2 separate regions of the Homo sapiens genome follow, and region 1 is linked to region 2. A link is a contact called in ENCODE Hi-C or POLR2A ChIA-PET data. All regions are on one chromosome and are shown on one strand. The core of a region is the stretch at or near the end of the contact, and the rest is flanking DNA. Distances in the headings are between cores, read along the strand shown.

Region 1 (4,729 bases), core at 1-2,500, 65 kb after region 2:
CGGCTGCGCGGCTGGCGCGTGAAGAAGTTGCGCATCATGCTGTGGGCTGCGCGCCGCTGCACCTTCCAGTGCTCCGAGTAGTGGCCGAAAGCCATGCTGCGGCCGCCGGACACCACACGGAAGGAGGCGAAGGCCGGCCGGTCGGCGAAGGCCGAGCCCTGCTGCACCAGGGCCTGGTGGATGGCGCGCTCGCCATTCAGCACCACTATGGGGCAGCTGCCCAGGCGGATCTGGAAAACGTCGCCGTAGCGCCGCGCCAGGCGAGCGAACGAGAGGTGAGCCGCCTGGCCCACCGCCGCCGCGTTTCCGATCAGTGGCCACGCAAACGGGCCCGGGGGCGCGGACCGGAGCTGCCGCCTCCGTTGCCTCAGCAGCCGCTGGCCCACATGCACAGTGGCCAGCACCGACAGGAGTAGCAGGAGCGTGGTCTGCTGGATGGACAGCGGGTTTAGCGGCCAAGGGTCGTTCGGGCTGAGGCTGGTGCCCATGCTGGGGACAGAGAGGAGAAGGCGTGACACTCAGGGGTGCAGAGACAGGAGCGGGCGCCCCACGCCCCTACCCCAGCCTCTGGGGACTGAGTGCCGTTGGGTGGAGAGGTCGGAGCTGACTCTCTGGAGAAATGGCCGAAGACGCCCCTTCCCATCCCCAACCCACTCTCCCTTGGAGAAGAGAAGGGGCGTGTTTCCACCTCGCTGTAACCCAGCGCCAAACCCTTCCCCTCCCCGCAAGGCGCGTAACGGTTCCTGCAATCTGGGGACAACGCTGCGGGCATCGAGGCGGTGGCGCTTGATTTCCTTTAAAGTACCTACCACGCCACCCGCTACCTGTAATAATCCATCTGAAGAGGTCGCCGGGCAGCGCCTCGGCAGACAGACTGACCTGCGGGGAGGTGCGGTTTCCAGTGGCGCGGGACAGCCGGCTCCGAGAAGGAACTGGGACCTTTGCCTAGGGCAAGACGTCAACAGGAACCCGCAGGCCCGGCCTGGACACCTGCTGCCCTCACTGGAAGCTTTAACTCCCACTCGAGTCTCTTGGCGTCGTCAGTGCCAGGAGCGCTTGGATTGGGATGGGGACGGAGAAGGGTGCCTCGCTCGCCGAGCCCCGCTGCCCTTGGGGACCTGGCAAAGTCGAGGTTTCCTCACAGCGTTGAGATTGAGACTGGGGGTCGGTGAGTGGCGTCAATTCCCATGCCCTTGCGGCTCTCACAACTGGAGTCGCAGAAGCGCTCGCTCCCACTCCCACTCCAGAGTCAAAGCGCGCCATCCCGCTCCTCCGGGTTTTAAGGACTGGGTAGAAGGAGGGCAGCGCGACCTGGCAGGGCGGGGCCTGCGGGGGGCGGGGCGCGCCGCACACCAGGCCGCTTTGACCCGGACTCCCGTCCAGGCGCACCGGCCGGCCTCGGAGCTCTACCAGCAGGCTTTCATGGGAGCGGAGGTGCCCACGTTTCCATTGTGCGGTAACCGCGCTTCATCACAGCCACCTCCAATCGAGGCCGCACGGTGTCCCCAGAACCACGCTCGGTACAACCTGCCCCGGCCGCTGCGCTCGACTTGGGAGCGCGCCCCGCCCCGAGCGCACGACCTCCCTTCCCTCTCCGCGACTTGAGCTTGCTTCCCGGAAAGCCAGTGTAGTGGCAGCGGTTTGCCTCACAGCGCCCCTGGTTGGTTGTTTAAATTTTATCTTAGGTTCTCGCAAACAAATTGCCACCTCAGTGGAGGCTCTTTGGCATGCTAAATTTTTTCCAGTTCTTGCGGCGAGATCAGGAATCCCTAAAAGTAGCCGCTCCCCCGCCCCGGGGCCCCGACAGTGCTTGGGCACACAAAGGCTCCTGGGGCGCAGCTGGCCCTGAGATTTCCCGCGTAGAGGCCACTCCAGGTGGCGCCGCCCGCTGGTGGGCGCGGGGCCGCCCAGGCTGCGATGGAAGCCGTTGGCGCAGGGCGGGGAGCCAAGCTGGGGCGACTGGGGGGGCCTGGGGGAGCTAGCGGGGCGGGACCCGAGCGGGGCGGAGAGTGGCAGGAGGAGGCGAATCTCCGCGCTCCGGCGAACTTTATCGGGTTGAAGTTTCTGCTGTCGCCTCCCCTTTGCGTGCGGAGCTGGGCTTTGCGTGCGCCGCTTCTGGAAAGTCGGCTCCAGTCATATCCCTGGGCGCTGCCTGCGGCCGCTCCTCCCGCGCTTCTCACGGCACCTGACACGCGGAGGCGGCGGCCGAGGGTGGGGTGCCGGCCACCACCACCCTTGGCGTGGGGTGCCGGCCGCCACCACCCTCGGCTGCGCACGCACAGTCGCGCCTGCCAGGCCAGCGAGGCGGACGCTTGGGCCACCACCCGCAGGCCGAGCCCGGGCGCGTATCGCCACCTCGCTGCGCACCGGCGGCTCTGTGGTCTTCCTGGGCGCGCTTGCGGTCGCGAAGGGGGCCCTCCCTTTATAAGGGAAGCCGGAGGCGCTTGGGCGGGGGTGGCTTCCCCCGCCTGGCGCGCCCTTTCCTACATGCTGATGCATAGGATTTTCAAGACAGCTAAGAGAACAAGGACTTCACGAGGCGGGGGGAAGGGCGAACTCGAGGGAAGAGGTGGGATGTATCTGGTTAACCAGGTAGGAATTGTACTGGCTTCATCAAAGGATAAATATAAAAGTGATAGGTTCACCAGGGACAACCCTGCACTTTGAGCTCCACTCGCGCTGCGAATCTCGTGCTATTATTGACCTGTTTACAGATGAATAAACTAGGGTTCAGAGAGGTTGCGTGACTTAACCCAGGTCGCGCAGCCATCAAGAAGTGGAGCCAGGGCTTGAAGCCACCAAGTCCCACTCCAGATCCTTCACATAAGTTTACACGGAAGAAAATTGCAGATAAGAGGCCCAAATGCCTTCTTTCCTGCCTCCCTTAAAAAAAAAAATGCACGTGGGGCTAGGCGCAGTGGCTCACGCCTGTAATCCCAGCACTTTGGGAGGCTTAAGCGGGCGGATCACTTGAGGTCAGGAGTTCGAGACCAGCCTGGCCAACATGGCGAAACCCCATCTACTAAAAATACAAAAGTTAGCCGGACGTGGTGGTGCACACCTGTAATCCCAGCTACTCGGGGATCAGGGGGGAAGGCAGCAGAATTGGTTGAACGTGGGAGGCAGAGGTTGCAGTGAGCAGAGATTGCACCACTGCACTACAGCCTGGGCAGCAGAGTTTAAGTGAGACTCTGTCTCAAAAAAAAAAAAAAAAAAAAAATCAGCTGGAAGAACTTTTTAATTATTGTTTTTGTTTTCATAATTGAGAATTCTGAGAATAGCAGAGAAGAAATAGTATGCTAACCCTTTGCAATTAAATTGCTTATGAGGGAGGCCAGGGGAGTGTGCCTCATAGCTGACCCTGGAATGACTGATTACATTGTAAAGAAACACAAAGGAGTGTCTGAAAAGAATCTGACTTCTTGAGAGATTGAAACCAGCAATCAATTTGCTGACCTGATAAAGAAATGTCTTTTCGTGATGGCTTTTTTTATTTTTATTTTTATTTATTTATTTTTTTTGAGATGGAGTCTCACTCTGTCACCTGGGCTGCAGTGCAATGGCGTGATCTCGGCTCACTGCAACCTCCGCCTGCCAGGTTCTCCTGGCTCAGCCTCCCAAGTAGCTGGGATTACAGGTGCGCACCACCACACCCGGCTAATTTTTGTATTTTTCTAGTAGAGATGGGGTTTCACCATGCTGGCCAGGCTGGTCTCAAACTCCTGACCTCAGGTGATCCACCAGCCTGGGCCTCCCAAAGTGCTGGGATTACAGGCATGAGCCACCGTGCCCGGCCTGTGATGCCTTTTATTCGGTATCTTTTGAAGAGTTTTCTGGAAATGATTTCACACACCATGATGGGGAACTTAGATAGTGATGGAGTTTTAGTTTTTGAGCAGTTGCATTGGTTTAATAATAAGCGTTGGTTTCCCAGAGGTGAGTTGGCCTACACAGCCTTTGAAATGAGTTTCATAGCAACCTTCCCATGTCCAGCTTTAGCAAGATCCTTGCCTAATAATTCAAGACTCTGGTGCATGCATCAATCTCTCATAGACTTTAATTTAGTAGACGGGAATTATCTATGAGCTAATGCCAATCCTGAGCTGTTGACATTCCTGAAAGCCTTTATCACAATACCTCTGCCAGAATGAGAGCAGATGGAAGTTGCCTTTAAGTAAATTCCTATTTTTAAAAAGTATAAAACGAGGTTGTTCCTAAGACCGCCTGTCCAACTCCTCAATAATGCCATCTAGTTTTTAGATCAACTAGATGCATGCTTTCCTGCCATCGCAGATAGATCAGATATATCCTCCAAGCTGTAGTTCCTTGGGCTCAGCTCTTTTTCTAGGACATGACTCAAAAATCAGAGGAACTAGGTTGGTAAGTGCTGTCAGAAAGATAAGCCCTTATCGGTTATGGCAAACCAAAATGACTGGCTATGGTAACACTTTTTGCAGAGAATCTTCAAGCCTGGAGTTCTTAGGGCTTTATGGTGCAAACTTCATTGAATGCCCCATCCGGTACCCTGATAAGGACTTCGGATAAATCCAGAGCAGCCTGTTGGCACCCCGACCCAACTCAAGGCAGAGCCCTGCCTCTAGTGAGAATCTACGCAGGCTCTTTAATTATCATCACAACTTCTCAACCAAAGCAGGGACCTAAGGCCCAGGAATCTCCTTTCAATCAACACAGAATATGGGCATTCTGCCCTCCCAAATCTCAAACTTGA
Region 2 (4,633 bases), core at 1,339-3,838:
CCATTTGCTTGGTAGATCTTCCTCCATCCCTTTATTTTGAGCCTATGTGTGTCTCTGCACGTGAGATGGGTTTCCTGAATACAGCACACTGTTGGGTCTTGACTCTTTATCCAATTGGCCTGTCTGTGTCTTAGTTGGAGCATTTAGCCCATTTACATTTAAAGTTAATATTGTTATGTGTGAATTTGATCCTGTCATTATGATGTTAGCTGGTTATTTCGCTCATTAGCTGATGCAGTTTCTTCCTAGCCTCGATGGTCTTTACAATTTGGCATGTTTTTGCAGTGGCTGGTACCGGTTGTTCCTTTCCATGTTGAGTGCTTCCTTCAGGAGCTCTTTTAGGGCAGGTCTGGTGGTGACAAAATCTCTCAGCATTTGCTCGTCTGTAAGGGATTTTATTTCTCCTTCACTTATGAAGCTTAGTTTGGCTGGATATGAAATTCTGGGTTGAAAATTCTTTTCTTTAAGAATGTGGAATATTGGCCCCCACTCTCTTCTGGCTTGTAGAGTTTCTGCTGAGAGATCAGCTGTTAGTCTGATGGGCTTCCCTTTATGGGTAACCCGTCCTTTCTCTCTGGCTGCCCTTAACATTTTTTCCTTCATTTCAACTTTGGTGAATCTGACAATTACATGTCTTGGAGTTAGTCTTCTCGAGGAGTATCTTTTTGGCGTTCTCTGTATTTCCTGAATTTGAATGTTGGCCTGCTTTGCTAGATTGGGGAAGTTCTCCTGGATGATATCCTGCAGAGTGTTTTCCAACTTGGTTCCATTCTCCCTGTCACATCACTTTCAGGTACACCAATCAGACGTAGATTTGGTCTTTTCACATAGTCCCACATTTCTTGGAGGCTTTGTTCGTTTCTTTTTATTCTTTTTTCTCTACACTTCTCCTCTCGCTTCATTTCATTCATTTGATTTTCCATCACTGATACCCTTTCTTCCAGTTGATCAAATTGGCTACTGAGGCTTGTGCATTTGTCACGTAGTTCTCGTGCCTTGGTTTTCAGCTCCATCAGGTCCTTTAAGGAATTCTCTGCGTTGATTATTCTAGTTAGCCATTCATCTAATTTTTTTTCAAGGTTTTTAACTTCTTTGCCATGGTTTCGAACTTCCTCCTTTAGCTCGGAGTAGTTTGATCGTCTGAAGCCTTCTTCTCTCAACTTGTCAGAGTCATTCTCCGTCCAGCTTTGTTCCGTTGCTGGTGAGGAGCTGCATTCCTTTGGAGGAGGAGAGGCGCTCTGATTTTTAGAGTTTCCAGTTTTTCTGCTCTGTTTTTTCCCCATCTTTGTGGTTTTTTTCTACCTTTGGTCTTTGATGATGGTGACGTACAGATGGGGTTTTGGTGTGGATGTCCTTTCTGTTTATTAGTTTTCCTTCTAACAGTCAGGACCCTCAGCTGCAGGTCTGTTGGAGTTTGCTGGAGGTCCACTCCAGACCCTGTTTGCCTGGGTATCAGCAGCAGAGGCTGCAGAACAGTGGATATTCGTGAGCAGCAAATGTTGCTGCCTGATCGTTCCTCTGGAAGTTTTGTCTCAGAGGAGTACCCGGGCATCTGAGGTGTCAGTCTGCCCTTGCTGGGTGGTGCCTCCCAGTTAGGCTACTCAGGGGTCAGGGACCCACTTGAGGAGGCAGTCTGTCCATTCTCAGATCTCCAGCTGCGTGCTGGGAGAACCACTACTCTCTTCAGTGCTGTCAGACAGGGACATTTAAGTCTGCAGAGGATTCTGCTGCCTTTTGTTTGGCTAAGCCCTGCCCCCAGAGGTGGAGTCTACAGAGGCAGGCAGGCCTCCTTGAGCTGTGGTGGGCTCCACCTAATTCGAGCTTCCTGGCTGCTTTGTTTAGCTACTCAAGCCTCGGCAATGGCTCGCTCCCCTCCCCCAGCCTTGCTGCTGCCTTGCAGTTTGATCTCAGACTGCTGTGCTAGCAATGAGCAAGGCTCCATGGGCATAGGACCCTCCGAGCCAGGAGAGGGATATAATCTCCTGGTGTGCCACTTGCTAAGACCATTGGAAAAGCGCAGTATTAGGGTGGGAGTGACCCGATCTTCCAGGTGCCGTTTGTCACCCCTTTCTTTGACTAGGAAAGGGAATTCCCTTACCCTTTGCACTTCCCAGGTGAGGCAATGTCTTGCCCAGCTTCGGCTCATGCTCGGTGCACTGCAGCCACTGTCCTGCACCCGCTTTCTGACACTCCCCAGTGAGATGCACCCGGTACCTCAGGTGGAAATGCAGAAATCACCCATCTTCTGCATCACTCACGCTCGGAGCTGTAGACTGGAGCTGTTGCTATTCAGCCATCTTGGCTCCACCCCAGAGTTTTCTTTCATACTAAAACCTTTGACTTGGATTTTACATGTACTATAAAGTTTTAAAATTTGCTGTATCTCTGTAAGATAACCTGTCACCAGGAGGCCCCTACCAGTTAAAACATCCTGATCCTTGTTAGATGTAAGACAGCAGGGAGTGAAGCAAGCATAATTCCTTCAGTGGGAAGGAGGGGGCACAGCATAATTCCGGGGAGCTGGAGATTAACTATGTAGGCAGCAAACAAGCTAGACAGGTGGCCCAGCCTAGAGTAAGGGGAGTGACCATGGGTTGCCATCCTCAGTCCTCAATTCACAGCAGGTGTGGCTATCCAAGGCCATGACAAAGATGAAAAATATGTAATAACATGTTCTTGGTTTTTGGACACTGGCCATTAATGAAAAATAAACTATTGCCCTGTCTCTTGCCCTTTGATTCAGTAAGTCAGGATTCTGGGTATGCTTTAAGTTTCAAGCATTCCACAGGGTTAACAACTCAGTCTGCTCCTGTGAGCTGTTGACTGGTGTTGTGGGAACAACAACAAAAAAATAGGTATATATTTTCCTCCTTTTCTCATACCACCAAACACTATCATCCTCTAAATCATTAACAGAAAATAAATGCCTCAGTAAAAAAAACCCTCCTCTTTTTCTGTGTTGGAGCAATACAAGTTCCAATATTTATTGTGATCTGAACTATAAACAAATAAGACACACCTGTTGCCTTCTAGGAGCCTATAGCCTAGAAGGGAATATATGATGTGTGTCCAAATAACTATAGCTCGAAGCAGAAAGCATAAGGTACTAAGAGAAGTACAAATCATCAGTTATGGAAATTTTCAAAAGGGAGAAATTATTTTTACCTAGAAGAGGCCAGGTGGCATCAGAGGTAGACTTTGAAAGATCTGTATAATATGGAGTTGTGGGCAAGTATATTGCAGGTCATGAACAGAGGCACAAAAGTGAGAGAGCAAAGCTCGGTTTGCCTGGAGCAAAAGGAATGTGCCCACTTTCCCCCGGACCACAGATTGTACCAGCCTCCCAGTCATTCTCCTCACAGCTTCCTTGCCTCCCGCCAGGCCACTCTTGACTCCCAGTAGCAGCCCAAGCAACAGATTAAATGTAAACGTCAACATGTCACTTCCCTGCTCAAAACCCTTTGCTGCTGGGATGAGGGTCAGAATTTTTAGCATGTCTTTCAAGGCTCTGACCCAGCTCCTACCAATCTCTCAAGCTTCATATGTTCCCAGCTCCCCTCTCCTCTGCACCACCCAGCCTGCCCTTCACCCTTAGAACATACTGTTCCACTTCCTGAAACACTCCTACCCACCCTCTGCTCCTTCCACTAGCTTTATTCCTTCCTATCCTCCAGGCCTTACCATGGATGCTGTTTCGTCAGGAAAGACTTCCTTGACGCCTGCTGGCAAGAAAGCCCCTATACTTTTCCTTGCTATCATTTCACACAGTTATTATGTCATTATTAATGTGATTGTTCCATGAAAGTAACAACCAGGTTTGTCTCATTCATCACTGTACCCCTAATCCTGTGTAACTGCCTAGCATATAATAAGCACTCAGTAAGTGTTGATAGAAAGAACCAAGGCATTAATATCGTACAAATAAAAATAATAGTGTCAATAGTAATAATAAAGAGGACTCCTAATGAATGTAAGAAGGCTAGACATTGGAAGTATTTCTGTAATAAGCAAAATAGTATGAGCAAATATTTCTCACATTGCATTTTTTTCCTCAGTGATGTCTCCATTTGTATTCTTAGCAATTTTTTTCCAAGTAGTAAAGGTATGTAAGGTATATTTCCATTTCTTTTTCCATGAGAAAATAGGATGAAGTGAGTTATATGTAATACCCCTCCATCTCTATAAAGTTTTTTCAGATTGAAATATACCCCATTAGTGATTTTGCTAACCAAGTTTATTCATTTCCAAAATGTCTAGCAATGCCACTAGTTACAAGAGGACAACCTAGCCATCAGTTTACTCTCTCGTGTGACATTTCATAAGATGTTTGTTTCTTTCTTGTGGCATTTATAGCTTCTTCCTTGCATTATAGGCATTTGTGGACATGTCTTCTGTCCCCTATTAGGGAACTCTCAGCTCATCACACTGCTAGTTGATATTGGGAGTGTCAGTCGTTTGGTCTCTAGAGCCCAGATTCAAAGGTGTAAGCAGCTTTACATTCCCAGAATTTGAAACTACAGTATTTTTATTATTCATGTGGACTTTTCTTGACCCTAGGAAAGTAATCTCAGATCCTGAGAAACATTTCTTTTTTAAAAAAGGGATTTCTGTGTCTAAGACAGTGTGAGAACGA

The links. A loop is a pair of places that touch in the nucleus more often than their neighbours do. ChIA-PET counts read pairs that join two places held with the same protein, here RNA polymerase II (POLR2A). Pooled maps may share reads with other maps.
Region 1: a loop to region 2 is called in a map of PC-3, with 14 times the contacts of the local background. The contact joins the promoter of CYP1B1 here to the enhancer-like site in region 2. A Hi-C loop is called at or near these places in 2 of 168 maps with a recorded cell type or tissue (PC-3 and PC-9) and 1 of 50 pooled maps. POLR2A ChIA-PET finds 5 or more read pairs at or near these places in 6 of 52 experiments (H1, HEK293, MCF 10A and 3 more).

The regions. Positions count from the first base shown.
Region 1 is chr2:38,074,901-38,079,629 of GRCh38, forward strand. CYP1B1 (cytochrome P450 family 1 subfamily B member 1) reads right to left here and starts at 1,251. Exons shown (of 3, transcript NM_000104.4): 1 at 880-1,251; 2 at 1-489. The coding sequence starts at 488. RefSeq lists a promoter at 1,232-2,607, cis regulatory regions at 1,246-1,253, 2,174-2,203, silencers at 1,247-1,336, 2,247-2,366 and an enhancer at 2,074-2,272.
Region 2 is chr2:38,008,548-38,013,180 of GRCh38, forward strand. The region is part of intron 10 of RMDN2 (regulator of microtubule dynamics 2); the gene reads left to right. The region is part of intron 2 of RMDN2-AS1 (RMDN2 antisense RNA 1); the gene reads right to left. Among named protein-coding and RNA genes, the nearest start is that of RMDN2-AS1, 25 kb to the right of the region's middle. Within about 2 kb of position 2,589, at least 2 of the 41 ENCODE cell types and tissues checked have a DNase peak (open chromatin) inside an H3K27ac peak, as active enhancers do; they include PC-3 and PC-9, where a contact is called at or near this core.